Linked DNA regions of Homo sapiens: region 2 is linked to region 1. The links are chromatin contacts, found by Hi-C or POLR2A ChIA-PET in ENCODE. All regions are on one chromosome and are shown on one strand. The core of a region is the stretch at or near the end of the contact, and the rest is flanking DNA. Distances in the headings are between cores, read along the strand shown. Region 1 holds the start of RTCB (RNA 2',3'-cyclic phosphate and 5'-OH ligase). Region 2 overlaps SYN3 (synapsin III).

Evidence for each region. A loop is a pair of places that touch in the nucleus more often than their neighbours do. ChIA-PET counts read pairs that join two places held with the same protein, here RNA polymerase II (POLR2A). Pooled maps may share reads with other maps.
Region 2: a loop to region 1 is called in a pooled map, with 3 times the contacts of the local background. The contact joins the enhancer-like site here to the promoter of RTCB in region 1. A Hi-C loop is called at or near these places in 3 of 50 pooled maps. POLR2A ChIA-PET finds 5 or more read pairs at or near these places in 2 of 52 experiments (BJ and T-cell).

The regions. Positions count from the first base shown.
Region 1 is chr22:32,407,558-32,414,661 of GRCh38, forward strand. It overlaps RTCB (RNA 2',3'-cyclic phosphate and 5'-OH ligase), which reads right to left and starts at 4,690. Exons shown (of 12, transcript NM_014306.5): 1 at 4,507-4,690; 2 at 1,198-1,276; 3 at 618-685. The coding sequence starts at 4,599. It overlaps BPIFC (BPI fold containing family C), which reads right to left. Exons shown (of 17, transcript NM_174932.3): 17 at 6,288-6,868. The coding sequence ends at 6,746. RefSeq lists an enhancer at 4,660-4,839.
Region 2 is chr22:32,878,726-32,885,829 of GRCh38, forward strand. All of the region lies in intron 4 of SYN3 (synapsin III), which reads right to left. Among named protein-coding and RNA genes, the nearest start is that of TIMP3, 81 kb to the left of the region's middle. RefSeq lists an enhancer at 3,297-3,591. Within about 2 kb of position 2,671, at least 10 of the 41 ENCODE cell types and tissues checked have a DNase peak (open chromatin) inside an H3K27ac peak, as active enhancers do.

The DNA.
Region 1 (7,104 bases), core at 3,440-5,939:
AACTTACATTGAAACAGTGAAGTGAAACTTACAATGAAACTTACAATGGTGGTGCACTGATCCAGGAATAATGTTACCATGATAAGAAACAAAACACAAAAACTACTTCGAAGGTTCTTAACACTTACAGATTCTAGCCAAATGCATTCAGAAACTGAAATACCATCCAGATTCAATTATTTCTTTAGGTCCATGGTTATTTCCTTTTATTTTTTATTTTTAGGGACAGGGTCTCACTCTGCCATCCACGCTAAAAGTGCAGTGGCGTGATCATGGCTCAGTGCAGTGTGGAACTCTGGGCTCAAGCAATCCTCCCACTTAGCATTCTAAGTAGCTGGGACAACAAGCATGTGACATCACACCTGACTAATTTTTTTGGTATAGACAGGGTCTTGCCATGTTGCCCAGACTAGTCTTGAATTCCTGGGCTCATGCAATCCTTCCATCTTGGTCTCTCAAAGTGTTGCGGGTGGCATGAGCCACTGAGCCTGGCTTCATGGTTATGTCTGGCTGTCCAAAGGTCATTGTCTAAATGACACCACTATCAGGCATGGCCATTCATCCATTCAATGGACTTTAAGAAATATAAATGATTAAAGTTCTGAACTCTGACTCACATGAACAATTCCAGGCAGGGCTGCCACATTGCCAATCTGTTTCATGGCTGGCAGGAAGCCACCAACACCTGAAGACAAAAATTGGGTATTAGAAAAGACAACACACTTGATTTTTAGCATGAATTATATTCATGTTTTTAGACTGTATAACGTGAAGAGGTAGTCATTAGGGCTACTAAGACAACAAAGCCTAGAAGGATGTTTGAGATGCAAGATGGAAGGGAGCTCCTTTTAGAGTCACTGTAAGTATTGCATGAGATAATCTCTGCAAAGCACCTAGTAACATGCCTGGAATATAGTAAGTGCAAAACAAATGGTAGGTCACTTGCTATTATTGTTCAAGGTTAGCTGAGAAACAAGTTCTACCCAGCTTCAAATTCCAGATGGAGCTTCAAATCCGTTCTATAACGCCAACTGGCTGACAATGTGATCACAAATAAGTAAGTGCTTTTGGTCTTACTTTTAAGTTGTAATCACTCCTTGACAATATTTCAGAATTATAATTATTTGAGTTGCCACTTTTTCAGGCCACAGGGAAGGCACTACCGTACTAACACAAGTGAAACTCTAATGTACTTACCACCACCTCGACAGGCATTCCTTAATTCCTCAAACATCAATTTCTCCAGAGCATCATTCACATAGAAAACACCTTCAACCTAGTACCAAGGAAAGTGAAAAGCAATGTCTGAGTACATGCGCGGCAAGTGTAGGCACTGGACAGAATGCACTGTATGCAATATTTACTGTGCTTTACTCTTTACCAAACACTTTCACGTTACCTTAAGCACACAGAAAACTTCCTATCAAAGACTACGAGCTGCTCCCATCGGAAAATATACCTTAAGAAAAATTCTGCAATGTTCACAAATTGTTTTGTTTATTCTCATACCCTCAAAACCACATTTAAGAATTCAACAGATTCAGCATCTTTTTGTGATAAAGAAAAATCTTCCAACTATACTCTCACAAAGCCCAAAGGTCTTAATCCTCAAGCTTCAAAAATATCAATGGTTTTTTGAAAATTAAAAAAAAAAACCAAATGAATCAAAAAGTCCAATTCTAAACATAAAACGTAGTCATCTAACCTAGTATGTTTATTCTGTGTTTAAGCCAATAGCAAATTACATTTTATTGTGCTCTAGTGGTGACTTACAAATCTCTAGTTAGGTAAATAGTGAGAAGAAAAATTTAACATGCAGCTACGTAGTTGTGTGCTCAGTTCTGAAAGCTATATAATTTTTTAAAAAATCTATAATTTTAAAGCTTGACAATAGAGGCAGCACACAGAAGGCAATGGACGACATACTTATGTAACACTAAAGAGCAGAACATTTTTATCACAGGTCAAATATTGTGAAAGAGCTGTCCAGTAATGGAGAACCAAAGATTTAACACTTAATCAATTGAATGTAGTTTTTATCAGAAAGATGACTTCATCACCATTGCATAAATAACAATTTAATACCCACTGATGGAAAATATTTCCAGTATAATTTCTTAAGGGTCACATTTATTAATTCACCAAACATTAACTGAGGATTTACTATGCATGAAGCACTGTCCTGGGCACTAGGGGAGATAGAAAGAATATAAGATCTTCCTTTCAAGGAGCTCCCAGTACACAATACAGCTCTTATATACTTTTGTTTTTTTTTTTTGAGACTGAGTCTTGCTCTGTCACCCAGGCTGGAGTGCAGTGGCATGATCTCGGCTCACTGCAAGCTCTGCCTCCTGGGTTCACGCCATTCTCCTGCCTCAGCCTCCCGAGTAGCTGGGACTACAGGTGCCCGCCACCACGCCCAGCTAATTTTTTGTATTTTTAGTAGAGACGAAGTTTCACGTGTTAGCCAGGATGGTCTCGATCTCCTGACCTCATGATCCGCCCATCTCAGCCTCCCAAAGTGCTGGGATTGCAGGCGTGAGCCACCGCACCCAGCCAGTACAGCCCTTATATTCTGATAAGAATATCAGAGTGCAATGAAGCAAGTGCCATAACATTAAGTACACAGTGCTATGGAAGAATCTGATGAGGAAGTGCCTCAACAGTCTAGGGAGCTGGGAGAGGTTTCACAGAGATCCTGTAGAGCTGGTTCTTTGAAGACAAGAGACATCACTGGCGCAGCAGAACATCTAGGAACTAAACGCAAAAATGACGTAAAGATGGGAAGGGAGTGTTTTAAGGGAATAAAGAGAAATTTTTAGTCCAACATGTGGGTCTTGGGGGAGAAATGGAGATTTAGTAACAGATGATTATCTGTGTGAAATTCACTGCTCTCATATGGAAGCACAATTCACGCTTAGAAGTCAATAGCGTTTTAAGAGCAATGCATTAACATTCCAAGTCTCTATTCCCAAAGGAAAGGTGGTAGTAAAGTGCTGTATACAAACTTAAACCAGAACTGCCTAGCAAAATGAGACTTGCCCCTAGATAGAATGAGCAGCAGTGTGTGCATCAAAGGCTGAGTCAGAACACCTGCCAGACAATGACAGTCTGTGTTATTAGATCCTACAGATAATCATGTCATGGTGTTTTCTTTTTCTTTTCTTTTTTTTTTTTTTTGAGACTCACTCTGTCACCTAGGCTGGAGTGCAGTTTAGAATGATCACGGGTCACTGCAGCCAAGATCTCCCAGGCTCAAGCGATCCCCCTGCCTCAGCCTCCTGAGTAGCTGTGGTGCACACCACCCCGCCTGGCTAATTAAATTTTTTTTGTAGAGACAGGGTCCCACTATATTGCCCAGGCAGGTCTCCAAAGTCCTAGGCACAAAGGATCTTCCCGCCTTGGCCTCCCAAAGCGTTGGGATTACAGGCCATGAACCACTGCGCTCTCCCTATGTTAGATTTTCTATTCCTTCCTTCAGGGTAACGGTTTCCACACAAAGAAAGTGGCCAAACAGCAAACAGAACACAGATTTATCCCCGTGCGCTTTTTCTTCCCTCAGTGTAAGTGACTTGCCAACAAGGGAAACTCAGTAAGCTTTGATTCTGAATAAAAGAATGGAGTGACTATTGGGAGCTGTTTACCAAGACGTGAGACGAGACGGTAAACCTTTGAAGCATTTACTTGGCACCTTCAGGGATTTCAAAAACTATTTAAAAATACGTTGCAAAACTTCATAAACGTTTTCTTTTTTCACATTAATAAAAATATGAGCACAGATGGTGATGAAGGCCGAGAGATACAGAGCCCAGGCTTTCAAACTATCTGATGATCCTGAGCCCTCAAGTCTCCATCTGGGACGTCAAAGAAGTAAACCGGACATCAAGTCCTGGCTGAGCTTCTTCCTAGGTGGGTAGAGGAAGCTATGTCACCGACAGATCCTCGAGGTCCTTCTGTGAAGTGAATATTAAAATCAAACAGGCCCTGCCCTGCGCTACTGCAAGAAATGACATCGCTTTATTAAAAACCAACATGCGATACTGAATGCTGAAAACCTGGTTTAGTGAACAAAGGTTTGTAAACGTTATTTAAATAACCAGCATGACTCAGAGGAGGTGAATTCCAGTCCCAGCAAATGAACCTGGGGCTGGCTGTTCCACCCTGGAAAAGATCACTGAAGTTTCTGTGAACGTAAAACAGCTCACGATACGTTTATGAGACTGATCTGTGAAAACGCTTTGGAAACCCCAATTTCGTATTTATTTAGATTCCCATATCCACCGCACTTAGCTTGTCCTCGTGGTTCGGGGACCTCTCCTGGCGGGAGGTGGTGCCGGAACAGGTTGGGCGGCCCCAGAACCGTGAGGGGAGAAGGACGGGATGAGGGAAACTCTGCAAGGGGCCGGGGCGGACCCAGTGGTCAGGGGAGGTCCAGAGGGCGCAGTGGACGCCGGCCGGGCCGGGGACGGAGCACGGAAGGCCCCGCCATTTGCTCTCCTGCCTTACCTGCATGTTGGGCACGAAGCCCTTCTTGATCCTCCAGCAGTTTTTATTGATCTTCTCCAAGAACTGCAGCTCATCATTATAGCTGCGACTCATGGTGGCGAAAACTGTAGCAAAAACTCCCGGCTCCGCTTTGAAGAGCCGCTGCCGCGTAGTCCGGCTTCTCAGAGCACCGCCTTCCAAGAACCAAAGCGCAGGCGCGACCAGCGCCGCAGCAGATGAGCAACGGCAAGCGCCGAGGCTCAAAATTCTTCAGGCCAATGTCTTTCCTCTGGTTAAGTTGTACTGTCCTGTAGTGTATAACTTTAGGATCTTTATTAGTCGATTTCCTCTAAACTACAGCTAAGCGAAATCCAGAAGTTTAAAGTATAATCTAGTTATCTTTTGTTTTGGAAATGCTTTTCAGCAGCTTATGAAAACACCTTGAGTCTGGGTCAGGTTCGGTGCATTGGCTTGGAGTTTACACCCTCAGCTGGGAGGGGAAAAAGATAACGCCAGCAGCTGAGAAAGAAAAACCTGTTTGAGTAAATACCATAGCTGAACATTTATGTTTCAGAATGAATCTGGATATACACCAAATAACTTTTTTGGTCAGAAAGGAGCATCCCAAAGAATGAAGCATGGCAGCTTATCATTTATTCTGACAAACACTTGTGGGTGCATCTATTGTGGCCAGACATATACTACAAAATGATCAAATCACAGCCCTTATGGATCGCCAAAACTCCCCAGTCTAGCCGCATTTGATGATCAAGACCTCTTTAATCATGCTTTTATACGCCGTGTCTCTTGTTCATAGTGGTAAGTGAGCTTTAAGTGATTTCAGTTTCCAGTTCGGCCTCATGTCAACAACTGCAACTTTGGGATTAGAAAGACGCAAGATTCAATTTCTATCTGTGCCATTTACTGACTTGGTGTGATTAACCCCTCTTATCTCTGTTTCGTCATCTCTAAAATGGGATCATAATTCTTTCTTGAGTAGAAGGCTAAATGAAGTGACACTGGAGGGGTAATCAGCACGGGGCTTGGCACACGGCAAGCACTCTATAAACAGCTCTCCTCTTTCCATTCCCCCACTAGACTGTAAGTGCTGCAAAAAACAGTATGTAGTTTCCATTCATTTGTTGCATTATCTACACTGGTTCCGCTTTTCTTCTCTTCTGCCCCAATTTCTCCCCATTGATTAGGTGCTCTGACACATTAATATCATTCTCAGTTATGAATTGTCTGAGTTTAGTACTCTGCACTGCCATTTCATTGAATCTGTGGTGGGTGAAAAATCCCAAAGCTTGAAGTGATACAACTTTTAGAGTTTCCTGTGGTTACCCTGTTCCTTCTTGGAAAGATTTCAGAGGTAAAGAATTCTCTTTTAAAATCAAGCCTTGATGTCTGTGCAACCTTAGGTCTCTTCCCTTTTCTATGTCTTATTTTATTTTATTATTTTTTTGAGTTGGAGTCTTGCTCTGTCGCCAGGCTGGAGTGCAGTGGTGCCATCTCGGCTCACTGCAACCTCCGCCTCCCAGGTTCAAGCGATTCTCCTGCCTCAGCCTCCCAAGCAGCTGGGACTACAGGTGCGTGCCACCACTCCCAGTTAATTTTTGTATTTTTAGTAGAGACTGGGTTTCACCATGTTGGCCAGGATAGTCTCGACCTCTTGACCTCATGATCCGCCCACCTTGGCCTCCTAAAGTGCTGGGATTACAGGCATGGCCTACTGTGGCTGGCCTCTTATTTTATTTTTTAAAAATTCAGGGCAGGCCATTTCTCAAATAAAAAAACCAAGATTGAAGTTGATAGAAAACAATTTTAATTAAACACAGAAGATAGTAACAGTGAATATAAAACATGAAAACCAATATGCAGGTAGGGGAAAACCACTAGAGGGCCTAAGGGATTTCCACTGAGAATGACCAATACAAATACAGACTTAGAGTTGCTTACCCACCTGGTCAGAAGTACATGCCTAGCTCTTGTCCTAGAATCTTTCTTGCCCCAAACAAACAAACAAACATAAACACAGACACACGCAGCATGCATACACTCACATTCAGACACCTCTATTTATCCCTTTAACAGAGTCTGCCTTATTCTGGGTTCCTGAAGGCTTAAGAAAGAAAACTTTCTGCCTAAGCAATTCACAAGGGCTTTACAATTCCAGTGTGTACTGTCTTTCCCTTCTGGGTTTACAGTAGTTGTAGGATTAAGGACCATTTACTTCCTGGGGTGAATTGCAAACCGGCAATCAAGGGGCTGACTTCCCCCTCCACTGTCTGCTTATCAGGTTCAGACCTTCCCATACGTGGAAACTTGGCTGCTGCTTTGAGGATGTTTCATACTTCAGGTCGGTGGAAATCAAAAGGAAACCCTGGAAAGGATGTGACAATGAAGATAACGTCAAAACTTGGGCATGTCTGGGTTTGTCTGAGGCGTGAGGAAGAGATGGCTTCTTTTTTTTATTATTTTAATTTTGAGATGGAGTCTCAAAGGCTGTCGCCCAGGCTGGAGTGTGGTGGTGCGATCTTGGCTCACTGCAAGCTCCGTCCCTCGGTTTCAAGTGATTCTCGTGCCTCAGTCTCCCAAGCAGCTGGGACTACAGGTGTG
Region 2 (7,104 bases), core at 1,421-3,920, 470 kb after region 1:
TCATTTTGTCACTCAATAGTATGAAGTATATTTCACTTTTCTGTAGGAGGGCACAACCACTAAGACAAAGGGCAGCTAATGGAAGCCTCTGTGGAGGATGAGGAGGGAGAAACCAGGAGTGAGGAATAAGCAAATGGGGCCCAGTCTAAGGTCTAAGCCATTATGGCCATGTGGGAATGAGGGTCCTGCATGGCCCTTGTGACTTTTCAAAAGATACCTAAATCTGGGTATTTATGTGAAATTCTCAATTACTTAAATGTTGACAATGCACTTAAAAAATTTTTGAAAATCACTATACTGACTGGTTAAAAAAAATAAAGGTAACCAACACACACACAGACACACACATACACACACACACACACTTTGAAAACAGTCTTTGAAAACAGTAAAGTGTTCTGCAATCTCTAAGTGTCTAGAAACTCTGCAGCTGCAGTCTCTTTAAGATCTGCCTGAGCATCACATACCCTTAAACAGATTTTCTACCCAGGGAGGTAAAGTTTCATGGATCTGCCAAGACACGGACTGATTAATTAATTATTCCATTTATTTAACAAAAATGTATTGAGCACTAATATGTGCCAGGCACATTTATAGATCCTGGAGAGACAGACTTGGAGTTGCTACAGCAAAATGCCATAAACTGAGTGGCTTAAAAACAACAAAAATTTATTTCTCACATTTCTGGAGGCTAAGAAGTCCAGGACCAAGGCATCAGCTGATGTGATGCTGGGGAGGTGGGGGACCTGCTTTCTGGTTTGTAGATGGCACATTCTCATTGCGTCCTCACATAGTCGAAGGGGGAAGGGAGCTCTCTCGGGGCCTCTTACTTATAAGGGCATTAATCCCATCCATGAAAACTCTGCCCTCATGGCTAATCACTTCCCAAAGACTTCATCTCCTAATACCATCACATTGAAGGTTAGGATTTCAACATTTGAACTCTGAGGAACACAGGCATTCAGACCACAGCAGTAAGGATAGGAATATACTTTTGTGACCCCTTCCCTGAGTACCTAGCCGGTGTTAAGCACATAGTAGGTACTCAAGGGATCCACATGGAAATGGCTTCTCTTCTCAGAGTCCTGGTCCATATAAAGTCAACAACCCTTTTAAAAAAATAACTGAAAACAGAGGATCAGAAAGTGGTTAAAATAATGAGGAGTGGTGGGAAAAATCAAGACATCTTCTAGTCCCAGCTCTGCTCTTGTGTCTTTGAGATTGTTGCTTCTCCTCTCTCAGCTTCAGGTTCCCGATTGGTCAAAGGAGAGTTGGGCTATGTGACCCCTGGGGGACCTTCCTGGGATGATTGTCTCCCATGCCAGAACTTGAAGCCAAGGTTTTTGACTCCCACCTCCCACTGTAGCTGTGCATCTGAGCTCCCCTGTTACATTCTGTCAGGTGTTACTGGTTTGTAAGAATCACGATTACTCATTATTGGGTACTTGCTGAGTGCCAGATGCTTGCAAAAGGCATTTCAACATGATCTCATAGCATCCTCACCCCAAACCCCTGTAAAGTAGCTACTTCTCTTGGGCTGGGTTCCCTAGAAGTGGAGGCTAAAGTAGGGATTTGCAAGCCAGTGACTCATGGAGGGAGTCCTCTTCAGGAAAACTGTGAGGGGTGACGGTGGTAGCTCAAGGAAGGGGAAGAAGCCAAGGAGGGATATTGTCTTAGAGAAGCTCTGGCCTTGGCCTGGTCTACAGGGGGGCTCTGGGGCAAAAACAGTGCCATGGAGTTGTCCCACTTTGAGGAAAGAGCGCTGGGCTTCTGTATCCCCAAGAGCAATCAGTCACTGACCCCCTGGTGGGTGGTGGTGGAGAGGGTTTACCCTCTCAGCCGTCTCAGGGATGCAGTTACCATCAGCCCAAGAAATGGAGAAGGCCACGGGTACAGCATTACCATGACACCTGGAGCCGCTGGGGGCACTGGCTGGCAAAGAGGATGTGAGCAGAGAACTGACCAGCATTTACACTCCACTATTACTAGCCCATTTTGCAGATGAGGATAACTGAAACCTGGAGTAGTTAATATGTTCCTAAGAACTACTAAATACAGAGGTCTGAACTGTTAGGTACAAGTTGCGCGTCTCGTAAACAGCCCTCGCCACTGAAGGACAGGGCCCATGTCTGAAATGCCTGTTTCCCCAGCACCCAGCATGGCAATTGCACCCAGGGGCTGCTGAGATGTGCTTGGAAAGGCTGAGTTTGTGAGCTGCAGCTCGCCAGGGCAATGGGGCCTCAAGTGGCATGTCGCCGGGAGGCAGAGGGGTTAGCCCTCACCCACGTGGTGGCCTGGGGCAGCCCTGCTCTCCGACAGCTGCCTGAGCTCCAGCGCTGTCAGCAGCCTGCTCAGCGCTGGGGCGGGCCTCCTGCCAGGCTGCTGCTCGGGGAAGGGGAACATTATTCATCGGAGAGATAAGGCAGCTGATGAGAGATGGGCCTCAGAGCAGCTGTTCCTCGGCAGCGGCTGGAACGGATGCTGGGGCAGTGGAGTGGAGGAGAGAGGAGTGGGGGAAGGGGAAAGCCCATTTTGAGATGAAAAATGATGGTACTGCCGAGGGGTGATGGGAGAGCACATTTCAAACCCAGGCCAGGCGCTAATATGTACTTATACCCAAGGCCTTCCCCACACATATCTCTGTCTGACAGGCCACATCTGTGCTCTGTCGGGTTAACTATTGAACTAGTCAGAGGGCTCACTTATCAGCTCGCTCAGCAGGAAATATCTGCCTGGTAGGGCACCCCCTCCCAAGCTGCTTCCTCAGTGCAAGACTGAGAAGCTGGGCCCAAAAGATGCTAAACGCTCCTGCCTGGGCCACAGCCCTAAATCACCCATCTCCGCCCCCAGAGCACCCAGGTGGCGCTGATCTCAGGTGGCCCAGCCACTTCTCGCTGGTTCCCTAGGTTCTCCATCTTCCCTCAAAGCTAGCTGACACAGGATGGAATTTTCCAGGTTGAGGGGCAAGAGTGGGTGAGCTTTCTTTATTTTATCCATTGTTTGATAGTTGTTTTTTTTTAAAGGAAAGATGTGAAAAAGGAACCTTGAGGCCGGGCACAGTGGCTCACGCCTGTAATCCCAGCATTTTGGGAGGCCGAGTAGGGCAGATCACCTGAGGTCAGGAGTTCGAGACCAGCCTGGCCAATATGGTGAAACCCCGTCTCTACTAAAAATACAAAAATTAGCTGGGCATGGTGGCATGTGCCTGTAGTCCCAGCTATTCGGAGACTGAGGCAGGGGAATCACTTGAACCTAAGAGGCAGAGGCTGCAGTGAGCCGAGATCATGCCACTGCACTCCAGCCTGGCGACAGAGCGAGACTCTGTCTCAAAAAAAAAAAAAAAGGAACCTCGAGGGTTTCCTGGGAGACAGGGGAGGGCAGGATGTGACGTCTGTCTGTGACGGGACCTGGGCTGTCAGGTGAAACGCCTGATGGTCTTCCCTGACAAGCTGCGGCTGCCTCTCCAGCCTCCTCCCCTGCCCATCGGTCAGGTCATCTTCCTTTCTGACCACATCAGAGGGTTTCCTCAGAAGCCAGGGCCTTCCCTGTCCCTATGTTCTAACATGGACTTTCCCACTCTGACCGCCTGGCTAACATTTTGTCTGTCATCAGTGCAGGGAAGGGTGTAGACAGGAGTCCTTAAAAGTACCTATGGTATTATATTTCTTTTCATTAAAAAAAATCTAAAACAAATTCGGCTAAATGTTAAGATTTGACAAACTCAGTTGTGAACATAAGGGAAACAACAGTTAGCATTTAAGAGTGCTGGGAACTTGTATTTTTCAGAGTATTACCTTAATTGATCCTGACAGTTGCCCTTTGAAGTGTGTGTTTAAACGAGACAGAGGCACAGAGAGGACAAGCAGCCTCTCCAATGTCACACGGCAGATGCAAGTAGCCTGGCTCCAGAGCGGGTGTCTTAACCACCTTAGTTTATGAGTGTTTGCTAAATTATTCTCTGTACTTTTTCTAGCCTTAAAATAGTTCAGAATTTTTTTTTTTTTTAGGATCTGAAGCAAACATGGCAAAATGTTAATATTTGTCAAAGTAGTGTGTTCAACTATCTATGTGTAAGATTATTCCGAACTTTGCAATATGTATATGAATATTTAAAAAGAAAACAATAAAAAAGCCTCAGCGCTATTACCACTTCTCCTCAGAAGGCTTCTGAAGTCCCCCCGCCCCCCAACCAGCTCCTCTAAGCCCTTGCTTCTCTGAACTATTCTCCACCAGGCCCTGACTGTGTCACATCCTAGCAGTTGATTTACTTCCCATTTCCCCCTCCAGGCTGTGAACTCCACCAGCGAGTGGTGATGTTGAATTTATATCTGAATTTCCAGGGTCTGGCCAATTGCAAGGAATCTAGAAGCTCAATAAAATTATGAAACTAAAGGGAGCTATTTAGGGGGCCCCCATGGGTGAGTATTGAGCAGCTACATAAAGAGGCTGCAGAGGGTGCAGGGAACAAATGTGGACCCTGCCCTCCCTGCTGGAGACATATGGCAGTAATTTTTAGGACCATAACCCAGTAAGGGCTTCCAGCATAAATGCTTCCAGCTGCACCCTCCACTGTGGACAGGAAACTGGGAACCTCTTAAGACAGGATCTTGATGGCTTCCAGCTCAGTCGGATGCCCATCAAAAGAAGCAGAGGGTAGGAGCAGCTTTCTAGAAAGCCCTCTGGGTTTTACCCACTGTGTCTGGGGCTGTGTGTGTTTACTGGTTTGGCAGCTGTCAGATCAACCCTCCTCATTCTAGTTTAGTGGCTCGCCAATCTTGGCTGTACATTGGAATCACCCAAGGAGCTCTCAAAACTAGTTCTTCCTCCTCTTCTCTGCCCCTAGATATTCTGATAGAATTGACCTGAAGTGCCCACCTGGGTTTGGAGATTTTTAGAAGCTTTCTAAGTAATTGGAATGTGCAGCCAAGGCTGAGAACTCCTGTTAGGTTCTCTTTTTTAAAAAAAGATAGCTGCTACCAGGTGAACTGTGATGATATCTCCATTCAGTGCACATTTACTGAGCATCTATTATGTGAAATGCACCAAGGAAGGAAAGGGTTTGAGATTCCTGTCCTATGGCGTAGCTAAGTTTGATGAGGGGAATAAGTTGGCAAGTTTTGGTGTGTACAGATCCAACAGCCGGCCTCAGAGTGGTAGTAGAATCTTGGTATCTCCTAAGCCCACATCAGACATCACTGATTACAGTATAATTTCCTGCTGAGTCCATAGTGGTGGCCAATCAATGGCTGCTGGACAAGAAAGCAAGGTGGTAACAACACTTAGGTATGTTTCCTCAAGTTCTAGCTGGGACTTATTCTTTCCCCTGCTAGGTGGGACTTCATATACTCATACCAGCCAAGAAACACGTCAGCATGCAGCTACCATGTAAAACAAAGTCTGGCCGAACCTGGGAAACGTTTCTAAGCTAACACATTTCCCAACAAATACACACCTAACAAATTTCTAAAACTGCTGGAGCATGAACTACCCTTTGAGAACTACTGGTTAAGGCCAACACTGGCTAAGCACACAAGAGCTCATTTAATTCTTCCAATAGCCCCAGGGGTCAATTGATTGCATGTTTAGAGCACAGACTTTGGGTTCAAGCCCCAGTTCTACCACTAAACAACTGTGGGATCCCAGGAACACTAGTTAACAGTTCCATGCCTCAGTTTACCCATCTTTCAAAAAGAGAATGGTAACAATAACATGTACTTCAGAGTGTTGCTAAGAGGATCACATAAGCCAATCCACATAAAGAATTGAGGCAATAAACTTCAGATGTTTTTCTATGACCTTGGATTTCAAAGTCTCCTGTATACTGTTCTAACTTGTTTTTCTTCAAAGTAGCATATCTTCAAAATCATTTCGTGGCCGGGTGCGGTGGCTCACTCCTGTAACCCCCAGAACTTTGGTAGGCCAAGGCGGGCGGATCACGAGGTCAGGAGACAGACCATCCTGGCCAACATGGTGAAATCCTGTCTTTACTAAAAATACAAAAATTAGCTGGGTGTGGTGGCACGTGCCTGTAATTTCAGCTACTCAAGAGGCTGAGGCAGGAGAATAGCTTGAACCAGGGAGTCGGAAGTTGCAGTGAGCCAAGATCACGCCACTGCACTCCAGCCTGGCGACAGAGCGAGACTGTCTCAAAAAAAAGAAAAGAAAAGAAAATCATTTCATATCAGTACAAATGGAGATGCTTCTTTATTTATAATTGTATCTCATTATGTGGCTCGACCGTAATTTATTTAACCAGTTCCCTACAGATGGACAGTTAGGTTGTTTCTAAGCTTTAGCTATTAACAAACACTTCCGAGAATGAAACTAATCTTAACACTTACATAGTGTATAATTTCAATTGCCTGCCACTAATTTTGAATGGAATGTCATGTATAAAAGCATTCATAAGAATTTTATGCACCATGGAGTTGGGTGCAAAAAAAAAAAAGACTTTTGACAGTATCTGCTTATATCTTCTGAATATGAAGATGATTTTGGCTGCAAATAACAGTGATGACTAAATCAATAAAGAAAATGCATGAGCTCATATCACTGAGCTAGGGCAATCACAGGGCCGAGTAAATCAGAGGCTCAATGTCAGACTCAAGGATCTAAATGTTTTGTGTCCTTCTGACTCTTGTTCTCAAGGATGGACTTTTGTTCTCATACTGTTCCTTCACGTTATCAGTGAGCCACCCTGGTGCCCCGGGCCATACCCTCATGCCTATGAAAAAGAGTCTCTTTCTTGTGTCGCTTTTAAGAAGCATGGTGGATGTTCCAGAATCCTCCCGGCAGGTACATCTCAGGCCTCCCTGGTCAGAACTGCATCATCTTCCCTTTCCTTTTTTTTTTTGAGATAGAGTCTCGCTCTGTTGCCCAGGCTGGAATGCAGTGGCACGATCTCAGCTCACCACAATCTCCACCTCCTGGGTTCAATCGATTCTCCTGCCTCAGCCTCCCGAGTAGCTGGGACTACAGGCGCCCACCACCATGCCCAGCTAATTTTTGTATTCTTAGTAGAGATGGGGTTTCACCATGTTGGCTGGGCTGGTCTGGAACTCCTGACTTAAGGTGATCCGCCCACCTCTGCCTCCCAAAGTGCTG